Regions from separate parts of the Homo sapiens genome. Here region 2 is linked to region 1. Evidence: chromatin contacts called from ENCODE Hi-C or POLR2A ChIA-PET data. All regions are on one chromosome and are shown on one strand. Each heading gives the region's core, a stretch centred on a gene start or an enhancer-like site at or near the end of the contact. The rest is flanking DNA. Distances are from core to core; before and after follow the strand shown. Region 1 has its middle 22 kb from the start of BTG2. Region 2 overlaps SLC60A1 (solute carrier family 60 member 1).

The links. A loop is a pair of places that touch in the nucleus more often than their neighbours do. ChIA-PET counts read pairs that join two places held with the same protein, here RNA polymerase II (POLR2A). Pooled maps may share reads with other maps.
Region 2: a pooled map shows a loop between it and region 1 (2.0-fold over the local background). The contact joins two enhancer-like sites. A Hi-C loop is called at or near these places in 1 of 50 pooled maps. POLR2A ChIA-PET finds 5 or more read pairs at or near these places in 2 of 52 experiments (OCI-LY7 and activated CD4-positive, alpha-beta T cell).

What each region holds. Positions count from the first base shown.
Region 1 is chr1:203,324,942-203,330,096 of GRCh38, forward strand. No RefSeq gene overlaps it. Among named protein-coding and RNA genes, the nearest start is that of BTG2, 22 kb to the left of the region's middle. RefSeq lists enhancers at 1-359, 917-1,286, 2,596-2,695, 2,896-3,085, 3,745-4,381 and a silencer at 387-466. Within about 2 kb of position 3,035, at least 39 of the 41 ENCODE cell types and tissues checked have a DNase peak (open chromatin) inside an H3K27ac peak, as active enhancers do.
Region 2 is chr1:205,597,673-205,603,445 of GRCh38, forward strand. SLC60A1 (solute carrier family 60 member 1) reads left to right here. Exons shown (of 10, transcript NM_181644.5): 8 at 108-178; 9 at 1,459-1,579; 10 at 2,734-5,246. The coding sequence ends at 2,789. Among named protein-coding and RNA genes, the nearest start is that of SLC60A1-AS1, 31 kb to the left of the region's middle. RefSeq lists an enhancer at 2,293-3,492. Within about 2 kb of position 1,824, at least 18 of the 41 ENCODE cell types and tissues checked have a DNase peak (open chromatin) inside an H3K27ac peak, as active enhancers do.

The sequences.
Region 1 (5,155 bases), core at 1,785-4,284:
ATTCTGCCTTCGGGTTGGCCCTGAGGAGCCGATGGGCTGTAGAGGGACTGGGGTCTTTCTCCTTTATGACTTGGGAGAAGGATGAAAAGGAGGCTTGCAACTGGTGTGGGGCAACTGTTGCCATCTGTCTGGTGGGATGTCACCAGGGAAGGTCTCGCCCATTCACTCCTTCATGCACCGCTGGGCTTGGGCCTTTTGTTTGGTTGGCTGGGGAGGGGGGCTGCTGTAGTGGAGGGAGGCCGTGGGTGAGAGAAGCAGCTTCTTTGTGTCTGGACCAAACTTTCAGTGACTCACCAGGTTAATTTGCATGAGGATGCTGCCCAAACCCCAAACCACTCAAGTGATTGACACCCCCTTCCCACTTCACAACCTCTCCCCGCCTCCTTTGGTCACACAGCTCCCCAGAGTCGGAGGGAGATGCTCTGGCTCCTGCACTGGGATGAGGAGCAGGCCAAACCTCTGGGTTCTCTCTCTCCACCCTCATCCCTGTCCCTTTCCCAGTGTAAGGTGGATCTGGTGTCCTCCTCCCTCCCCACCCCTAGCCTGGAAGAGCTGACATCCAAAGTCCTGCTTCCTCCTTACAGCTCTTTTTGTTTGTTTTTTCGGTGCACTGGGCCTGGCAGGCGAGGGGCCAAAGCCGGAGAAAAGACCCAATAGCCACCGCCCAGCAGCTGAGCAGGAAAAGAAAGGAACTGAATAGAGGCGGTGGGGTTGGCAGCCCTCCAGTCCAGCTTCTGGTCTTTGAATAAACACCCCAGCCAGGGGCTGGGGATCAGTGTGGGGAGGCTTTGGGGCATTTAATTATTTAAAGGTCTCAATTGGATGAGCTAAGTCCCTTGGGAAGGGGGAGGACAGGCAGATGGTGTGCCCCAGGAGCTGGGAAACGGGTGCAGGGTGCAGCGGGGATGGTGGAGGATGGGGGTGGGGGAGGTAGGGGAGACTACACCAGAGGCAGGGCTCAGAGAGTAAGAACATGGCGGAATGGGAAGTGAAACCGCGGACTGCCCTCCCGACCCAAGCAGCGCCCTGAAAATAGCCTTTCCCAACACCAGCTGGGGGCAGGTTCTCAGCCTCTTCTTCCTGTACCCCTTCCCACCATTCCCCATCTTCAAAGTTGGTGTCTGCCCTAAGCGAGATCCATTTTGAAAATATACAACAAAGCTGTGACGTTTGGGGGATGAATACTTCACTTTTCTCCGGCTCTGAGGCATGCTCCAGGCTGGGCCAGGGGATCAGGACTGTACTGATGGGAGGATTTTCTTGGCTCCATTTTTTTTTTTTTGCATAGTGGTGAAATTCACCTATAAAATTCAGCATTTTATCTGTTTTCATTTTATATGGTGAAGCCACACGGGGAATCTCTTGGGAGTCTGGAGAAGTCTTGGGAGTCCTAAGGACCTTAACTGAAGTCCTGCTCTTGGGGGGCATGTGGTGTTTCAAAAGGCAACCATTCTAGCCTTTTCCTTTGGCAATATAGCAGGAAAGTCCCCGTCTTCTAGAGCAAAGTCAGATGGGTTTCCCAGGTGGAAACAGACTACCTAGGTACAGCTAGCTCTGTGACAACAGGCAAGTTACCTAACTTCTCACTGCCTGTTTTTTCATCCTTAAAATAAGATAAAAGTAGTTCCTAGTCGGTATTGTTGGGAGGATTGATTTTTGTGAGGTGCTCAGAAGGGTACCCAGCTCTTAGAAAGTACACAATAAATGTGATTAAATATTATTATGGCCATTACTAGAACAGGAGGCATTCATCTAGGTTACACAATGGAAACTGAGATAAACAGGACTGGGGAATTGAGTATGAGGCCAAAGGAAAATGTGTGAGGGGTAGAAAATGTGTGAGGGGTAGATCTGCCTCTGCCCTTTCTCCCTTGTGTAACTGAGCTATGGTTGGAAAAGTGAGACCCTATCGTCCAGACCCTTGCTTTGTGGCGGTTTGGGCATTATTGTTACATGGGGAGAAGGTGTGCGATTTACGTCTCCTGCTTCCCGGGGCCCTTTTCATTCTCTCATTAGCACCTCCGGGCCTGCAAGGTCAGCTGGTCCCTTTTGGGGCACACACTGCAATACAGCACTGTCTTCAGTTCATAGTCTGTTCTGCCTCAGAAGTTAGGTGGATGATTTTTGCACCTTCTCACGTTTGCAAGTCCCTCTTCCTCAATATGCTTGGTGGTGAGGGTAAGGGGACAACGGTGATGCCTTTCCACCCGGGACCGTTGCGGCCAAGGCGATCCCACACGGGCTGCCTGGAGTCAGACCTGTCCAGCAAGGAAGCTTCGGGGAGGAGGGAGACAGCGCCGGCTGGGCGTGCAAAGGCAGGCAGGTGACCCTCCCTCCGTCCCGGATATGGGCCCTCGGCCGCTCACCCCCCAGCCACCCACCCACGTCCCTCAATCCCCACGAGCAGCTGACTGGGACCTGAAAGTGCCACCAGACGCCCTCACAAGTCTGCTTTCTTTGCTGGGAAACAGCAGCCGCGCCGCAGCCTCCGCCCGCTCTGGGGAAGCCCCACCTTGGCAACAAGCCGCTGATTGGCTGGCTCGGGGGCGGCGCGGGCCAATCCAAGCCCGCCCTGACGCCGCGGCGTTTGGCCGAGAACTATTAAGAAAAAAAAAAAAAGAAAAAAAGAAAGGTGGGGCCGGGCGCTAGGTGGCTTCCCAACGGAGTTGCTCCCCCGGCGGCTGTGGAGAATGGGGCCTTTCAGAGAAGGGGGAGGCGGGGAAGGGGCGAGGCGGGGCGGCCGTTGGGCTTGGGCCTTTTCGCCACCTGCCGCCGGAGCTCAGGTCCCTAAAACCTCGAAGGCGTCCCCGCTTCTCAGGTCCTCCTCGCAGCTTGAGCGACTGCAGGGCCCCGCCCGGCGCTTCTTGAGCAACTGGAGGTTCGGGGGTGAACCTCTGGCCCTTTCCCGTCCTCCCTCCAGAGTCCCTCAGGCTTTGGGCATTGATTTCCCCAAGTTCGGGCTCAGGCCCTCTTCCTTTTCTTCTCGTGCCTCTGCGTGCTTGCGCCCTCCTATGGGCGCAGTTACTTGAGCTCTGTCTGCCATCGCCAATCCGCCATCCTCTAAAACCAGATTAACCACCCCCTCCATTGTACTGTGGCCACGGGCGCCAGCCTCAGCCTCTAAGACAGCATACAGTTCCCCAGCACGTACATTGTAAACGTCGTTTAATGTATCTCGAGTGACGTTGTTCCCCCGCCCCAGGACACAGAAGCACACACACACCCACAAACTCAAAGAATTCGGCACAGTAGCATTGAGATTTAGACTGAAGAGACAGGTGACCACGATTCGACTCTAGCCTCTGCCACTTTCTGGCTGTGTTACTTTGAGCAGTTACTTAACCTCTCTGAGCCTCAATTTTCTCCTATGAAAAATACTAATGATAATAATGGCACTATCTCCTCTCATTATTGTGACAAAATGCCTGGCACATAATTGCCTAATAAATGGTGATATTATTTTAGGTATTAATAACAAAGGAATGAGCATTTCTTTCTCACATTTTACCTCAGCTCACAATTCTTGGTTTAGGTGCTGGGGATAGCACTAGATCCTAAGGACATTTAAAGTCCTATGAGTAAAGTAATTTAAGACTCAGAATAAAACTTGGTATGGTTTCAAGGCCCTGGGATGGGTCCTGCGTTTGGCTCCTAGATTTTTACTAAGGGAGAATTATCTTGGCAAGACTAGATTTCTCTTTTCTTCAAGGTCTTTTCTTCACATTTCCACCTCTCAAAAATTTTTAGAACAGCAGCAAGCAAGGACTTACAACTCCCTTTTTAATAGGATTTAACTTTCTCCTTTTGTTAGGTAGAACATTCCATAAATGTTCTCTCCATATATGCACATTGACACTTAGATGGGCTTGTTTGTTTTCCCCAAATCCCTTTCCTGAAGTCTTTTCGTGTCACCTGGAGACTCACCCCTTCTGCATTCTCTTGCCTGCCCCAAACATACCACATGCTGATACATCATACATTATCTTCAGTGGACGTGGAGACTGGTTGTTCAGTGCTCACAGACCCCTGGCGGCTGTCCAGTCCTATCACCTGCTGGGCTTGGTTGATGTTTCACATTGTTAAGAACAAAAGCAGTGATGCGTCTGGGGCATTTCAGTGACGCCTGACGGCGAGGTCAGGGAAGAGGGTAAGGAACACACAAAGATGGGATACAGTTCAATGGGGAGCCAGTAAGACTGGGGTTCTGGGGTTCAGTCTTGAGTCTGTGCCTTTAGGGAGACAAGTCAATTAAACGTGCTAGGTCCCAGTTACCCTGTCTTGTAAAGTAGGCTGTATCATACCTGTATCCTTACCGCATAGATGTGTCAGGGAAAGAAATGTCATAGAAGTGAAAGCACTTTATATTTTCTGGGTTAAAAAAAAGGTGTGGCGCCGGGCACGGTGGCTCACGCCCGTAATCCCAGCACTTTGGGGGCCGAGGCGGGCAGATCACGAGGTCAGGAGATCGAGACCATCCTGGCTAACACGGTGAAACCCCGTTTCTACTAAAAATACAAAAAATTGGCTGGGCGTGGCAGCGTGCGCCTGTAGTCCCAGCTACTCGGGAGGCTGAGGCAGGAGAATGGCGTGAACCCAGGAGGCGGATCTTGCAGTCAGCCAAGATCGCGCCACTGCACTCCAGCCTGGGTGACAGAGCGAGACTCCAACTCAAAAAAAAAAAAAAAAAAAAAAAAAAAGGTGTGTGTGTGGTAGGGGTGGGTGTGTAATGGGCTATTAAATCCATTTCATGCCACTCTTTTTATTGGGCCCCAAAGAATATGATTCCACAAGTGTCATTAAAAACTTAGGAATGCAGCTCTGTGTTAACTCTTGGGGAGTATTAGCAGGAATCATATGATATGATCCCTACCTTTAAAGAATTTACAATCTAACCATGTTGCTCAGCTAACACATGAAACATTGATGTGTGGCCCTACTGTGGTTTATAACAATGGTTCCTCAACCTATCCAGTTCTGTCCTGCAATAAAAGGATCATCTGGTGATGTGACAGTGGAGCCGATCAGCGGATGTGCCTCACCCCAACCAGCACAAGTGCTGGCCCCTTACCTCTCCCTTTCTGTCCTTGGCAGTGTTACAAACCATCCTTGCTGCTGCCTTCAGTGTTCATGAGCCATGGCCTGATGCCTTGAGTCC
Region 2 (5,773 bases), core at 574-3,073, 2.3 Mb after region 1:
CTTCCGAAATGCATATGCCACTGTGCCTGGCCAGCAACCTGGATTGTAATGCTGGCTTCTGTCTCCTTAACTTGCTTTTACCAAACCAAACCTTCTCTTTTTGTTAGGCTGTGCAACCACAGTGCTGGTGACAGGGGCAGGAGTTGGCGAGATGGTGCTGCAGATGCTGGTTGGTTCGGTATGTGGGGACCTGTAAGGGAGAGGGGAGCATTTGGGGAGCACTCCTCTGACAGGTGAGAAGATGCAGATAGCCACCTTCTGAACTCAAACTGTCCCTTTCCTGAGTCTCCAGCAAAGCCAGCAGGGCCCCCTGTGCCGTTGTTACCTGTTTCCGTTTCCAAGCCAGCCCTGAGAGCTGAGCCTCCATATGTGGGATCTGGAGATGTAAACGGATGCATGGAAAAGTCCAAAGCAAACACAAGCCATGTCTGGGAGCAGGGCCAGAGGGGGCCCGTGGGAATGCTGTTTAGCTCTCAGAGCCTGAGATGGGTTGGAACTGCAGTCAGAGTTCTTTTTCCATCCCTTCGGAACCCACCACTCCCTACCCCACCTCTCACAGCCTCTGGCCACCCTGCAGAGGGCCCAGCTTCCTGCTCAACTCCTGCCCTGACCGAGAGGGCCAACTCTTCCAGTTCTATTCAAATCCACCCATGTTTCATTTATTCACCAGGAAAAAAAAAAAAACAACCTAACATCTACTTTTTATTGAATACTATAATGTAGATATTATTCCCCTTTTTACAACAGAGGACACGGAAACTCAGATGAATTTAGCAACTTACCCTAGGTCAGTCACACTTCCAGAAACTGACAGAGAGGACCTCACATCTAGATCTTCCGGCCTCCAAAATCTCCCTCATTGTGACTCCATTCTCCTTTCCTCCTCTTTTGCCCTGCTGGAGGGAGGGGAAGAGCTGCATCTCACCATACCCTCCTCATTGAAATGATGTGACATCTGGGACTTGCTTTAGTGTAACCTAGTGCAGAAAAGAAGTGCAAGGCCACCAATGAAACCGGTGCTGACTGCTAAAGTTGAGTGTTGGGTTCATTGGAGCTCCATATACTACTTTAACATGTTTTAAATTCTCATAATAAAAGAGTAAAACAATATATCCTCTGCAAAGTTCTGGTTAGGGCTTATGGGTATAGAAACACCTAGTATGACTGGAGCTTCAGTGATGATAGAGATCGTCAGAAGGTTCCAGAACACAGAGCTGCAAGGGACTGCAGGGGGTCACCAGGTCCAGTCCCTGCCTTAGAGCAGGACTTCGGCCTTCTCCAGACACATCAACTTGAAACAAGGCCAAGGCCTCCCTCCTCCCCGTGATTCCATCTCTTGGTGTGACGGGCCTCAACTTAGCTGAAAAACCAGCCAAGGATGGAGAAGGCTGCTTCCTCCGATACACCTTCCACGTGAAGTTTTAATTGTCTGTCTCTCTGTGTTTTCCCCTTTGGCAGATATTCCAGGCTCAGGGCAGCTATAGTTTCCTGGTCTGTGGCGTGATCTTTGGTTGTCTGGCTTTTACCTTCTATATCTTGCTCCTGTTTTTCCACAGGATGCACCCTGGACTCCCATCAGGTAAGGAAAGTATCTGTTTCTACACAAGAGGAGGAAAACAGAGCCGGGGTCGGGGAGCGGGGGAGCAGGAGATGCTATGGATCTTAACGTGCCAGAAACGCTGCTCTGTTCCAAGTAAAATGCAAGGAAATGTTTATTTTTCTACAGCTTCCTTTTCCTCTCTTCCTGCTTTCCATACGATTGTCTGCGCTGGACTCTTAAGATAGGCGAGAGCTGGGTCGGCTGACTCATGGTTTCTCCATTAGCAGAGGGGTATGGATTGTGAACTTGGCTTCCTGCATCCCACCATGTCATGGGACCATGAGCCAAGAATCTCTTTCCAGCCTGTTCAGGGAACTGAAAGGCAGAGCCCGACTCCTTGGCTGGAACTCAGCCCAACGGCCTAATTGGCCATCTCTTTGCAGTTCAGGATTTTGATTCTAGTCCAAATCTTTTTTTCAAAAAGAAGTCCTTCAGGCCAAGTAGCAAAGAAAGTCTCCTTCAGGGCACAGACACCTCCTAAGAATAGTCTCCCTTCTAGAGACCCCAGGCAGGGGGAGTCCCAAAGCAATTTTCATAACCCTGAGCCCTTACCTGCCCTTTTGCCCACTGCTTTCAAAGTGCCCAGGGACTGCATCGGCTGTGTGCAAAGCCAGTTCTTAAGAGAAGGTGCCCAGGCGGAGACTCTGTCCTCCCTATAAAAAGCAAAATCATCACAAAAAGACTAAAGGAACAGGCATTCACCATCCGCTCTCAGTGGGTGAACATATCTACGCTCTAAACGCTCAGTACAAAGGCCCAGAAGGAAAGGTGGCCCCCAAAACAGCACTAACTATAGCCTCACTTCTGAGACAGCAGTACTGGTTGCACACACACAGGAGTTTCATTTAAGACCTACATTCAATTAATATTTGCTGAACATTAAATGAATAACACTTAATGGGCTCCTTATTCATGGGAGACAGACACATTCCCCAAGCCCTAGACAGCAGTCTCAGGAAACTGCCTCCACCAACTGTTCGCCAGAACTAGGGGGTCTGACTTTTCACTTTGCTCCCTCTAGAGCCACAGAATGGCAGAGAAACAAACAGCCTGGGTAAGCTCTCAGAATGAATCATCACTGCAACTCATCAGAGCTGCTGAAACATGCTACCTGTTTTGTTTTTCTTTTGTAGTTCCTACCCAAGACAGATCAATTGGAATGGAAAACTCTGAGTGCTACCAGAGGTAAAACTGGGTGAAGAAGGCAAGAGAAGACTTTCAGCCTCTTGATCACCAGCACGACCATACTGTTTCAGAAAGCTGGGTGGTGGTGGAGGCGCTCTCTCAATGGCTATTCAAGTCTTCTCCACTAAAACTTGGTTGGGTAGAGGAAATTAAATTGAGTCCTGGTACCTGGTCAAAATCATTAGAAGTTTACCTGGCTTCTCAAGTTATCTTCTTCCCTGGTTCAGACTGTTGGTAAGAGCTGTCCAGATACCCAGATGGGAAGGAAGGAGACAGCCGCGCGCTTCACTCCATTTGTCACCTCATGCATGGACCATACTCTGGGTTTGAGATCATTCTTCATTGAAGTTTGTAAAAATAGGTTGAAATTGTAAAGCTCCATGATCATTGCTATATGTAGATATATTTCAATTTAAGCAAAACAAGCTGCAAGTTATTCCCTGGCATGCTCAAAGGATTTTCGTGCTTTTCACTTAATAGTCCAAAGTCTCTTAAATTCCTGCTGCAGACATCAATAGCTTATCTATATTCTCAAACACCAAAAGGAAAAGTTGAATCTTGCTCTCTTTGGTATACTAATGTAGTGGTATGCTAAGCTGGCTCATACCAACTTAGAAAAGCTGATTGTAAAATTTTCATTTTGACAGCTGGTTATTAAATGCAGCCATTATTAAAAATCAAATCATACAAACTTATAATTAAATCAATTACATTTAAAACAAAGGTAATAAATATTCAAAGCATATCACTTCCTAATTTGATCTTGATGCTCTTGAGGTAATTTACGTCCATGGTACCTGTGTGGTGGAATTACTATATATGATGGTGTGCTACTGTGCACCTTGTCTCAACTCCACTCTTCGTGATAGCATGTTGGTAGCTTGAAATCAGCCTGGTGGGAGTATTACCATGGACACTGGCAAAAGCTACAGATCCCGGAGAGCCAGTGGTTAAACATTTACCAGCATACCACTGCTAGTAATCAAGGCTAACTGGTCCAGAAATCGCCCAGGAGAATGAAATGGATGTTCCATTTTTTTCTACTGACATTGACTAGCATATAAAAGGTATAGAAACAGCACTAAGACTTTCTGAAAATACCTAATGAAAATTTTACATCTTTTTTTGTTTTTGTTTTTGTTTTTGAGACAGAGTCTCACTCTGTTGCCAGGCTGGAATGCAGTGGCGTCATCTCGGCTCACTGCAACCTCCGCCTCCCAGTTTCAAGCGATTCTCCTGCCTCAGCCTCCCAAGTAGCTGTGACTACAGGCGCATGCCATCACGCACAGCTAATTTTTTGTATTTTTAGTAGAGACGGGATTTCACCGTGTTAGCCAGGATGGTCTTGATCTCCTGACCTCATGATCTGCCCGTCTCGGCCTCCCAAAGTGCTGGGATTACAGGCGTGAGCCACTGCACCCAGCCAAAAATTTTACATCTTTTATAGAGGGAAAAAAACTCTTTATACCATGGCAAGGCCTTTTCTTTCACAAAAAGCTGGGCCTACTGAACAATTCAAGCTGTGCAGTAGTAGACTGAAAGCAGGATTTGTTGAGGAGTTACAGCTCCTGTCCAGAGCAAATCCTGTAGTGATACAAGGAGAATGTAAACTTGCCAGCTTAGACAGGGATCAGTCCTGAGACTGCTGGCAGTAGCAAATGGCTATTAGAGTAACTGTATAATGGTTTTGCCTGCACTTTCTCTATGTATATACAAATGTACATGTATAAATATAAAAATTAAGTGATCATGGTTCTTGGTAACCTGTCCCAAGTGCTGTGATTCACACGCCTGACACTAAAAGGTTCTTCCTGGTCCAGTCAGCCAGCTGTGACCACCAGCAGCACAGCTGAGTGCTGAGAATCTGGCTGGAAAGAGAAACGTGGCTCAAGTGCTGGCTCACCTTCTAGCTGTGTGGCCCTGGGCAGGTTACTGAGGCTCTTCCAACCTCACTTTTCACATGTAAAATGGCATTTCTAAAAGTACCTACCCTACCTCAAAGGAATTCTGAAAAAAGTAAGTGAATTTGTATAAAGCAAAGCACTCACAATATGCCTGACACACAAACTGCTTAATAAATGTTAGTAATTTTTAAAACCTCCTCATAAGCGGCTTAGAAATTATTCATGTTTGGTACATATTTATTGCAAGTCAAGCAGATCCAACTTTTTTGAAAGCTGGTGGTCTAGGAGTATAGTTTTAATTATATTTGTAAATACTCAAAAGTATTAGATGCCAGTCTAATTTAAATGCAGTCTGACTGTAGCGAGTAACTGACCTGGGCAATGAAAAAGCAGTTGTATTTTTCTTGTGGTTTTTCAAGAAAATATCCTTTTTATACAGATTTAGAAAGAAGAATCAATGGCTATATCGAAGTTGATTGTGACTAATTTGTTAATACAGAAAACAACATTAACACAAATCTAAGAGTACCTTTCCTAAAATAAAATATTTAAACTTATTAAGTGTGTTATCCATTATGAAGAACAATTGATCCTCTTGCATACACTCAGAAACAAATGGTCTGATGTTCCCCAGAGGCAGGTCTCTCTCATACTAATAAGTTAATGTGGCTTATATTTTAGAAGAAAGAAAACTGTCTCACAAGGGAAACTCTGAATTTTTTTAAAAAAAGATAAATAAATAAATAAATAAATAACCTCTCATAGCAGGGCTAAGTGCCACTATTCCCTATTACATAAAATCAGAATAAGGAATAAGGAAAAGGCAGGTCGATTCTTACACCACACGCTTCTCAGTTACACAAGTAGGACTTTCTTCCTCATCTTCCTTTCAGGAATTTGGACATTTCAGAATCCTGTGGAATCACCCTGTTCCCAGATTTTCCTCTGCTACTTGTATATGGAAATCTAACCCATCAGGCACATCGGATTCACTAAAAGAAGACACAGTGACATAGAGTTCTTTTAGAGTGAATTTCGTTTATTCAGTCAAAAAGGATTTGTTAAGCACCTGCTATGTTCAAGG